Regions from separate parts of the Mus musculus genome. Here all the other regions are linked to region 2. The links are chromatin loops, found by intact Hi-C in ENCODE. Cell type or tissue: left cerebral cortex. All regions are shown on one strand.

Evidence for each region. Peaks named below come from ENCODE experiments on the same cell type or tissue, not always from the same donor. Only the 100,000 strongest peaks of a DNase experiment are listed, where the experiment ranks them.
Region 1: a loop joins it to region 2, with 4 times the contacts of the local background. A loop is called at or near these places in 8 of 42 quality-filtered maps.
Region 3: a loop joins it to region 2, with 1.8 times the contacts of the local background. A loop is called at or near these places in 5 of 42 quality-filtered maps.

What each region holds. Positions count from the first base shown.
Region 1 is chr19:57,485,213-57,487,712 of GRCm38, reverse strand. It overlaps Trub1 (TruB pseudouridine (psi) synthase family member 1), which reads right to left. Exons shown (of 8, transcript NM_028115.3): 7 at 392-448. Among named protein-coding and RNA genes, the nearest start is that of 6720468P15Rik, 22 kb to the left of the region's middle. In left cerebral cortex, no CTCF peak of the experiment used is centred here; DNase peaks (open chromatin) are centred at 318, 518 and 1,163; H3K4me3 peaks cover 196 bases; H3K27ac peaks cover 1,278 bases.
Region 2 is chr19:57,610,440-57,612,939 of GRCm38, reverse strand. It overlaps Atrnl1 (attractin like 1), which reads right to left and starts at 1,906. Exons shown (of 29, transcript NM_181415.4): 1 at 1,297-1,906. The coding sequence starts at 1,586. In left cerebral cortex, CTCF peaks have their summits at 1,479 (motif pointing right), 2,096 and 2,311; DNase peaks (open chromatin) are centred at 1,016, 1,462, 2,155, 2,451 and 1 more place; H3K4me3 peaks cover 2,500 bases; H3K27ac peaks cover 1,893 bases.
Region 3 is chr19:57,372,458-57,374,957 of GRCm38, reverse strand. Fam160b1 (family with sequence similarity 160, member B1) reads right to left here. Exons shown (of 17, transcript NM_145505.4): 4 at 1,914-2,018; 5 at 1,556-1,678. Among named protein-coding and RNA genes, the nearest start is that of Fam160b1, 13 kb to the right of the region's middle. In left cerebral cortex, no CTCF peak of the experiment used is centred here; DNase peaks (open chromatin) are centred at 632 and 1,326; H3K27ac peaks cover 1,307 bases.

The sequences.
Region 1 (2,500 bases), 130 kb after region 2:
TTCTGGGTTTGTAAGATTATGGCTTCCAGTTTTTGTTTTTTGTTTTTAAATGATTTGTATCAATGTAAATAATTTTTACAAGGATAACTCTTTGTTCTTCTGACCTCTACTTTGAGTTAAAATGCTTTTTACTTGGAAAGATGTAGGCTTCCCACCCACTCTCGCTGTGTTCATCTTCTGCCCCATCCGTGCTCCCTCTTCCATTACCAGCACCTCCCGGCAGCCACTGGGACTCAGAAGTGCACACTATAAACCCACAAGCATCTGAGCTCAAAGCAGCAGCTCAGTCCCTCCGCCAGTCCTCGGGAAAATGAAAAACAGAAATTTGCCTCTCCCGTCAGAAAGGAGCATGACCGTCTAAACGATGGTTCATAACTCATTCTCTGCTTACCTTTGCCGATGTCACTGACCAGGCTCCGGATGTAAAAGCCTCCTCCGCATTCAACATCTGGAAGGTCAGCAGTGCTGTGGTGAGAGGCTGGCCTCCGGAGAGCTCCACTTTACATAGAAACCACGCTCTTCAACACATGTAAAAATGGCTATGCAAACAATTGAGCCATAAAATATTTATATGCTGAGCCATAAATTATTCATCCAGCAGCATATGTGTTTGTGAGATCCAAAAGTCTGAGTGTGGAGTAGGCAGAAAGTCAGGAACACATTTTAAATTAACTGGCAAGCCGAACCACGTTAATACCTCAGCCTTGTTCATTTAATAGGTTTGAAATAGAAATCCCAGCTCTGCTCTCATGAGCTCGAGATGCTAAAAAGAATATCTTCAGATCTGTACACTTTGTTCATTTACTGTGCTTGAAATGGTCAGAAATCTCAGCTTTTCTATTGCGAGCCGTAGATTTCTTAAATATTTTCAGATTTTATAACATTTGAAAAAACATACATATATAACCAAGCACCAACCAAAACTCCCTTTGCCCATGAGAAGAACTATGCTTCGGAGGCACACACCGAGAGTCCTGTGTGCTCACGTTTCCTCGGAAATACTTCTGAGAAAAACATAACCAAAGCATTAGATAAATCTAAGCCACACAGTGCCGTGGAGGGTGACTCCTGCATGACACCCGACTTTGCAGAAGAAACCAGGTACACTCCCTCTTCCACACTCTCCGGTCAATACAGTGAGGCACTTCTCTGACTGACTGGCAGCCAGGAAACCCTGATCCTCCAGGTTTTACTGGCTCTGCCAAAGTGGAGTCTGCGTTTTCATGGAGTGAATGGAACGGACCACTTGGTAGGTCTGGGGTGTTTGTGTTTTTGTTCGTTTGTCAAGTCGTTTAGAATCAGGAAACATAAGACTGAGCCCGGTTTTGACTGCATCACCGTCTGCAGGAACTTACTGTGTATCACAAGGAGACACTGTGATGGTGGAGGAAGGATAGCTTTGGGAAACCCCATGGGAAAGAGATTCTATTCACCGTTACTGTGAAATTATTCACTGGATCAATTTCAGGAGCCCGAGGACAAAAAACTATATAGGCTTGTACAACTTTAAAACTGTATAAACAAGTATTTTGGCTTTTTATTTGACTTCAAGTATGCATCACATATTCCAATTGAGAGGCTTAGCTAAAACTGTAACCAGGTGTCCAACCATGCTTTTTGTCTTAGCTACTTTAACATCAATTAACTTGCAGTTCACAGCGGAGGGGCCGGCCAACAGAAATCAGTCTGCTTTTATAGCCTCTTATTCCCAATGAACAAAAAGGGCTTCGTTCAAAAGATCAATATTTACTCTAAAATGAAATATATTAAGTATAAAAAATGGAAGAAAAAGTATCTGTAAGATAAAAACTGTAATTTTGTAAGAGTTCTATTTACTTTAATTGTTACATTTGTGGTCTTTATTTGTGCATATGTCTGAGGACTGTGTATCTCCTTCCCAAAGAGGTCAGAGGGTATAGAATTCCCTGGGACTGGAGTCATGGAGGGCTGCGAACCGCCATGAGGGTGCTGGGAATCAAACCCAGGTCCTTGGAAGAGCAGTTAGTGCTCCTAACTGCTGAGCCATCTCTGGAGGGCAGCCTCTAAAATCTTGAAAACACTCATCCTCGACGTATTTCTCTAAAGAGATCCTAAGTATTCAATCCCAAGTTTACAGTAAGATGATAGTCAAACACGAGCATCGGTCTACTCGGGTTACCCTGAACCTGTAAGAAGTTACATGTACCTCAGGAAATCAAACCACAACTTTTCTTACATTCAAAAAAAATTCCAGCGCCGGGCATGATAGCACATGCCTTTAATCCCAGCACTCAGGAGGCAGAGGCAGGCGGATTTCTGAGTTCGAGGCCAGCCTGGTCTACAAAGTGAGTTCCAGGACAGCCAGGGCTATACAGAGAAACCCTGTCTTGAAAAAAACAAAACAAAACAAACAAACAAACAAACAAAAAAAATCCAAGACTATAGAGATCCATTCCAACTGTGTAAAATCAGCCAAACACAAAACAAAGACACAGGCAGGGTAGACCGTCAAACCTCTTAC
Region 2 (2,500 bases):
CCTAAAACTTTGAACTCTGGAAATACTTACTGCTCCAAACCAATTTTATGAAATTTCACCTAAGATTTCCCACCAAAACCAAAAACTAAAGAATAAAATCTACTTAAAATTTCAAAGTGTCATTTAAGACAAACATTTTTTTACACTTAATATGGGGTATTGCTCTAGCGAGCAACAGTAAAAATGTGGGAAAGAAAGTAAAGAAAACTATGCTGTGATTAAAACGCCAAGGAAACCACCCTGAAATAGATTAATAATGTCAGCCATATTCTTACCTTTGGCTCAAAGCCAGAGATACTTTACCTAGATTCTGCTTTCATCTCCACAACAAATACTAGCCATCTACATAGTATTATTTCACAACCACAATCAGCCGTAAACTTCATGTTAAATATCTAGGACAAGCTTTCTCGGTGACCGCTTTCCTGCAGTTTCTCAGAGAAACCCACTTCTCCGCCTTCCCAACGGCCACCCCACTTCTTTTTATAGAGGCAGAAATCTAATAAGCATCAGCCAATAGGGAGAAGTGTCTCTTCCCCAGAGATGCAGGCTCCTTAGCACCTTGCTTTTCAGCAAAACCAAACTGCTGTCCCCCATACACCTGTCAAAAGTCACACAAAGCCATGACTGTCCTGATAAACCCAACACCTCTAAATGCATATTCTGGAGTGAAGCTGGCTGGACTGGAATCACGACTCAGCATTTTCTGCATAACCTTGATCGAGTTAACTTAAATTGCTGCCTGGATTTCTCTCTGTAGGTTCTGGATAGAAGGCGTAAAATTCCAGTAAGTTATAGACTTATGGGGAAATGGGTGAGAGGACCAACCTAGAAACTTATAACAAGGTACAGATCGTAGTTTGCCCATTGTAAACCCTATTTACCACACTCGACGATTACTAAACCGAGGCGTGCTCTCTGACTAGAGGAACAGCACAGGGAAGGAGCTGGGCCACAACTTTAAACCCTGACGCCTCTGACTTCTCACAATGTTCATGGATTTTTCATGAGTTATTTCCTCCGTTTCTGATGGAAACAGATACTGTCCTAATTGGCGGAGTTTGGCACGAATTGGAGTGAGAACATTCTTTCTGCGCAGAGGATGACAAGCCGCTGAGGACATGCGGAAAGCACCGAGTCAGCCCGGGCTGGGCGCCTGCTGGAGCTCCCCGGGGCACCCGGAGGCTGGAGGGGCGCAGCGTAGGGCCCCCTCCCGGGGACCCCGAGGCCAGAGCGGGGCGGGGAGCTACGCTGGCGGGGCAGGGCTGAGGCTTGGGGTCCCACGGTAGCACTTACTTGAACCTGCCCTGGCAGTGCTGGCACTGGTCCCCAACCCAGCCCGGGTCGCACAGGCAGGTGGAGTTGACACAGCGACCGGAGAAGCAGGAGCCAGTCCTCTCGCAGGGCTTGGACTGGGACACCTGAGCATAGAGCGCCAGGTAGAGGAAGCCATAGCACAGCAGCCAGCTGTTCCCGTCCAGCAGCAGCCAGGAGGAGGCGCCCCCACCGCCCGCCGGCCGAGCCCTCCACAGCACCGGGGAGGCCGGCTGCGGGGCACCCGAGCGGGCCCGGACCCCCGGCTCCATCTTCCTCGGCGTCCCGGCTCGGCGGGGCTGCGCTCGCGGGAGCGCACGGGGATGCCGCTGAGCGGGGATCCCGGCCGCAGAGGACCTCGCCGCCGCCGCTGCTGTTCCTCGGCTCCTCAACGGCGCCGACCCCCGTCCCGCTGACCGGTCCGGAGCGGCGGATCCCAGGCGCGGCGGCCTCCGGTCGGCTGCCTCCAGTCACACTCGGGCATCGCCGCCCGCTCCCCTGACCTTGTCCTCGGCGAGCCGAACCCTGCAGCCACGGTAGCTCCGGGAGCGGAGCGAAGAGCCGGCGGCGCCCCGCGCTCCGGAGGGGACCCGAGGGGGAGGGGACCGGGCGGGAAGGGGGAGGGGACCCGCACGGCCCCGCCTCGCCCGCGCCCCGCGCCGAATGCCGAGGCTCGCCCGGGAGGGCGGGGCCGCGCGGGAGCCCCCGAGATGGGCGCGTCCAACAGGAGCACGCGGGGAGGGGAGGGCGGCTGTCGGTACCCGGCGGTACTCCTGCTAGCCTGAGATACCGCAGCAGCCTGCTTCCCTCCGTCCTCCAGACACAGTTGCTGTGGCCGCGGTCGCAGCCCAAACTGCGGAGAGACGTCCCCGCAGCCTTGTGCGTACGCACTCTCGTGGCCACTCCCCCCCCCTCGGTCCGGGCGCGGTGGTCTCGCCCGGCCCCTGACGGGGACCTGGGACTCCCCCGCGCGCCCACCCGGCCGGCGGGCACCGCTGGGAGTGCGTCCCCAGGTGTGGCCCGCGCCGCGGAGCCCACGGAGGAGAAACCCACTCCGACCTCGGGGCCTCGGCAGGAAGGCAACCTTGTACTCCGCGGGCTGCAAAAGTGAGGCGCCCGCCCCAGCGCTCCCCGAGTCTCCTGCACGTTTCTTCTTCTTCTTCTTTTTTTTTTTTTTCTTAAAAAC
Region 3 (2,500 bases), 240 kb after region 2:
TGGTAATGACCCGCCAGTGGGAATCTAGCGAACTGGGTGGAGACGTGTCAGGAGCTCCGGACCAGAGTCTCCGTGAGATAAAAACAGGTCGACCATTGCCTGCCAGTGCATGGCTGGCCAGGCCGCTGGGACAACGAGTTTCCAGAACAATCGCAGGAATATGACAGTTCATTTTTAATATTTCCCCCAACACCAAACTAAAGGCCAGCCTGGGCCCACAGAGGAAGATCCTATCTCAAAACACAAGCAAGGTAAAGAAATCTCAGAGCTAAACTAACTTTTTCTTAGTCATAAAGAATAAAAGAACTGAAATGCAGCCAAAGTAACATCTTTAGGAAGGCATAGTCTTGACTAACAAGCGTTCTGAAGCAAACTTGAAAGACAAGATAATGACTGCACTTGTTAACAGGAACAGAGACAGGCGTTTCTTGGCCAGAGTACTACGCACAAAATTAATAAATTCACGAAATTTTGCAGCTGAGCTGCCTGCTCATTGCTGGGAATGTTGCAGATAGGACCCCCAATTATTTACTCAATAGCAGAAGAGAAACCAACATATTAGAATGTCAAACTCTAAGAAAAACTAAAAACTTCACAATGCCCTGAAACCGTGGGTGACCACAAACACTGCTGATGGCAAAGTCACTTTTCCTAAAGTATGCCTCAACGATTACACTGCTAAGAAAATAGACAGGGGCTGAGGCCTGGCTGTGCTGTCAGCACCTCCCCTGCAAGCATGAAGGCTTCGCTGAGAGTCCTGGCACCCGGCAGAGCGAGGACAGGAAGCTCCCGGGGGCGCCTGGGAGCCAGTCTATCCTAATCGCTGAACCCCAGGTTTGGGGAGGGACTCTGTCACACATGCACACATGATATGTAGACATTATTTTTAAAAAGAGATTGAAGACAGGCGTGGTGGCGTACACCTTTAATCTTAGCACTCGGGAGGCAGAGGCAGGTGGATTTCTGAGTTGGAGGTCAGCCTGGTCTACAAAGTGAGTTCCAGGACAGCCACGGCTACACAGAGAAAACCTGTCTCGAAAAACCAAAAAAAATAAAAAATAAAAAATAAAATAAAATAAAAATAAAAAAAGATTAAAGGAAAAAAGAAAGTGAAGAAAAGCAGAAAGCAGACTTGGTTTATTTTCCTCTCTTAAGCTGTAAGTAAAATTCAAAATATCAATAAAACAATGCCTTGATTATGGCTATAAAGATAGTACAAAATACTGCAGCATCCAAAAGGGAAAAAAAGCTGTTGGCACCTCGAGATTCTGTTCAGCTTGCCCACCTCTGCATCTGCTGTCCTTTCCCTCCCCCTCCCCTAAGCCTCCTCCCTCAGAGCCTCAGCTTGATGTTCAGCCGTCTCATCTCAGCCCTGCCCTATCTGGTTCAACTGCAGTCCTTGAAATTCTCCTTCCAGGATGACATAACCACTGCCAGTTGAAATAAACACTGATCTTAAATGAACACTGCTTCTTGTCGGCAGAGTTTGCAAACCTGAATTGCTCCAGAGGATTTAATTTCATTTTCTAATGAGCTGCAGATCAGCGCCACATACCTCCAGGAAAAAGTTGACCAAGTAGGGATCCTGTTTCAGCTTTGCACACACGATGCAGAGAAACTGGATCTCTTCATTCTCCGTTGGCGTTGCAAGGACCTCACCACAGAGTCGAATTAATTTCTGTCAAAAAAAAATTTCTTTTTAGATTTAAAATTCTCTTTGGGATGTGATAACGTATAGAACATTACAGAGAAATATAAACATAGTGAGATATAAGAAAAACCCAAATATTTGCAAATTTTCATGGTATGTTACAATAATTTTCTCCATTATTTTTATTCTTAGGAAAACAATAAAAAATTCCTTGTATACAGAATTCAGTGTGTTTTTAATCTGAAGCCAGGGGAATGGATACCTGCACAGGCCTGTGTACGTTGATGTGTGGAAGCAGGGGCTGCCGGATTCGTCCCAGAAGCTTGGTATAGAACACCAAAACCTGCTGCTTCATTCCTGGAGGGCACTGGGCGGGACAAACAGAACAGAACATATGCAAATGTTCGCAGCAGGACAAGACAAACCGTGTCTGTAAGTACAGTCGCCTTCAAAGGCAAAGCCACTGGCCAGTTAATGATTTTGCCAGAATAAAAAATTTTCCATTAATATTCACAACTGGCCCTCTAGAAACACAATCATACATCTGAGACTGTAGCATGACTGTGTGTAACATGACTGTAACATCACACCTGAGGTTGTGACCACACACACCACGGTGAACATGTGTTGTTGAGGCTGGTGTGCACTTCAGGTACCACAAGGCTGGGACAGGAGCCTATGAAAGCTGACTCCCTGCTAGATCGTGGGGATATTCTATTAGTTAGAGCAGCGAACAAGTTATAACGCAGACGTTAGTAAAAAGGAACCCTATGGCACAGACTTATAAAGAATATCACTAGGAAGTCTTATAGCATGCCAGCTATTCTACTGAAAAGCAGCAAGCCTGAT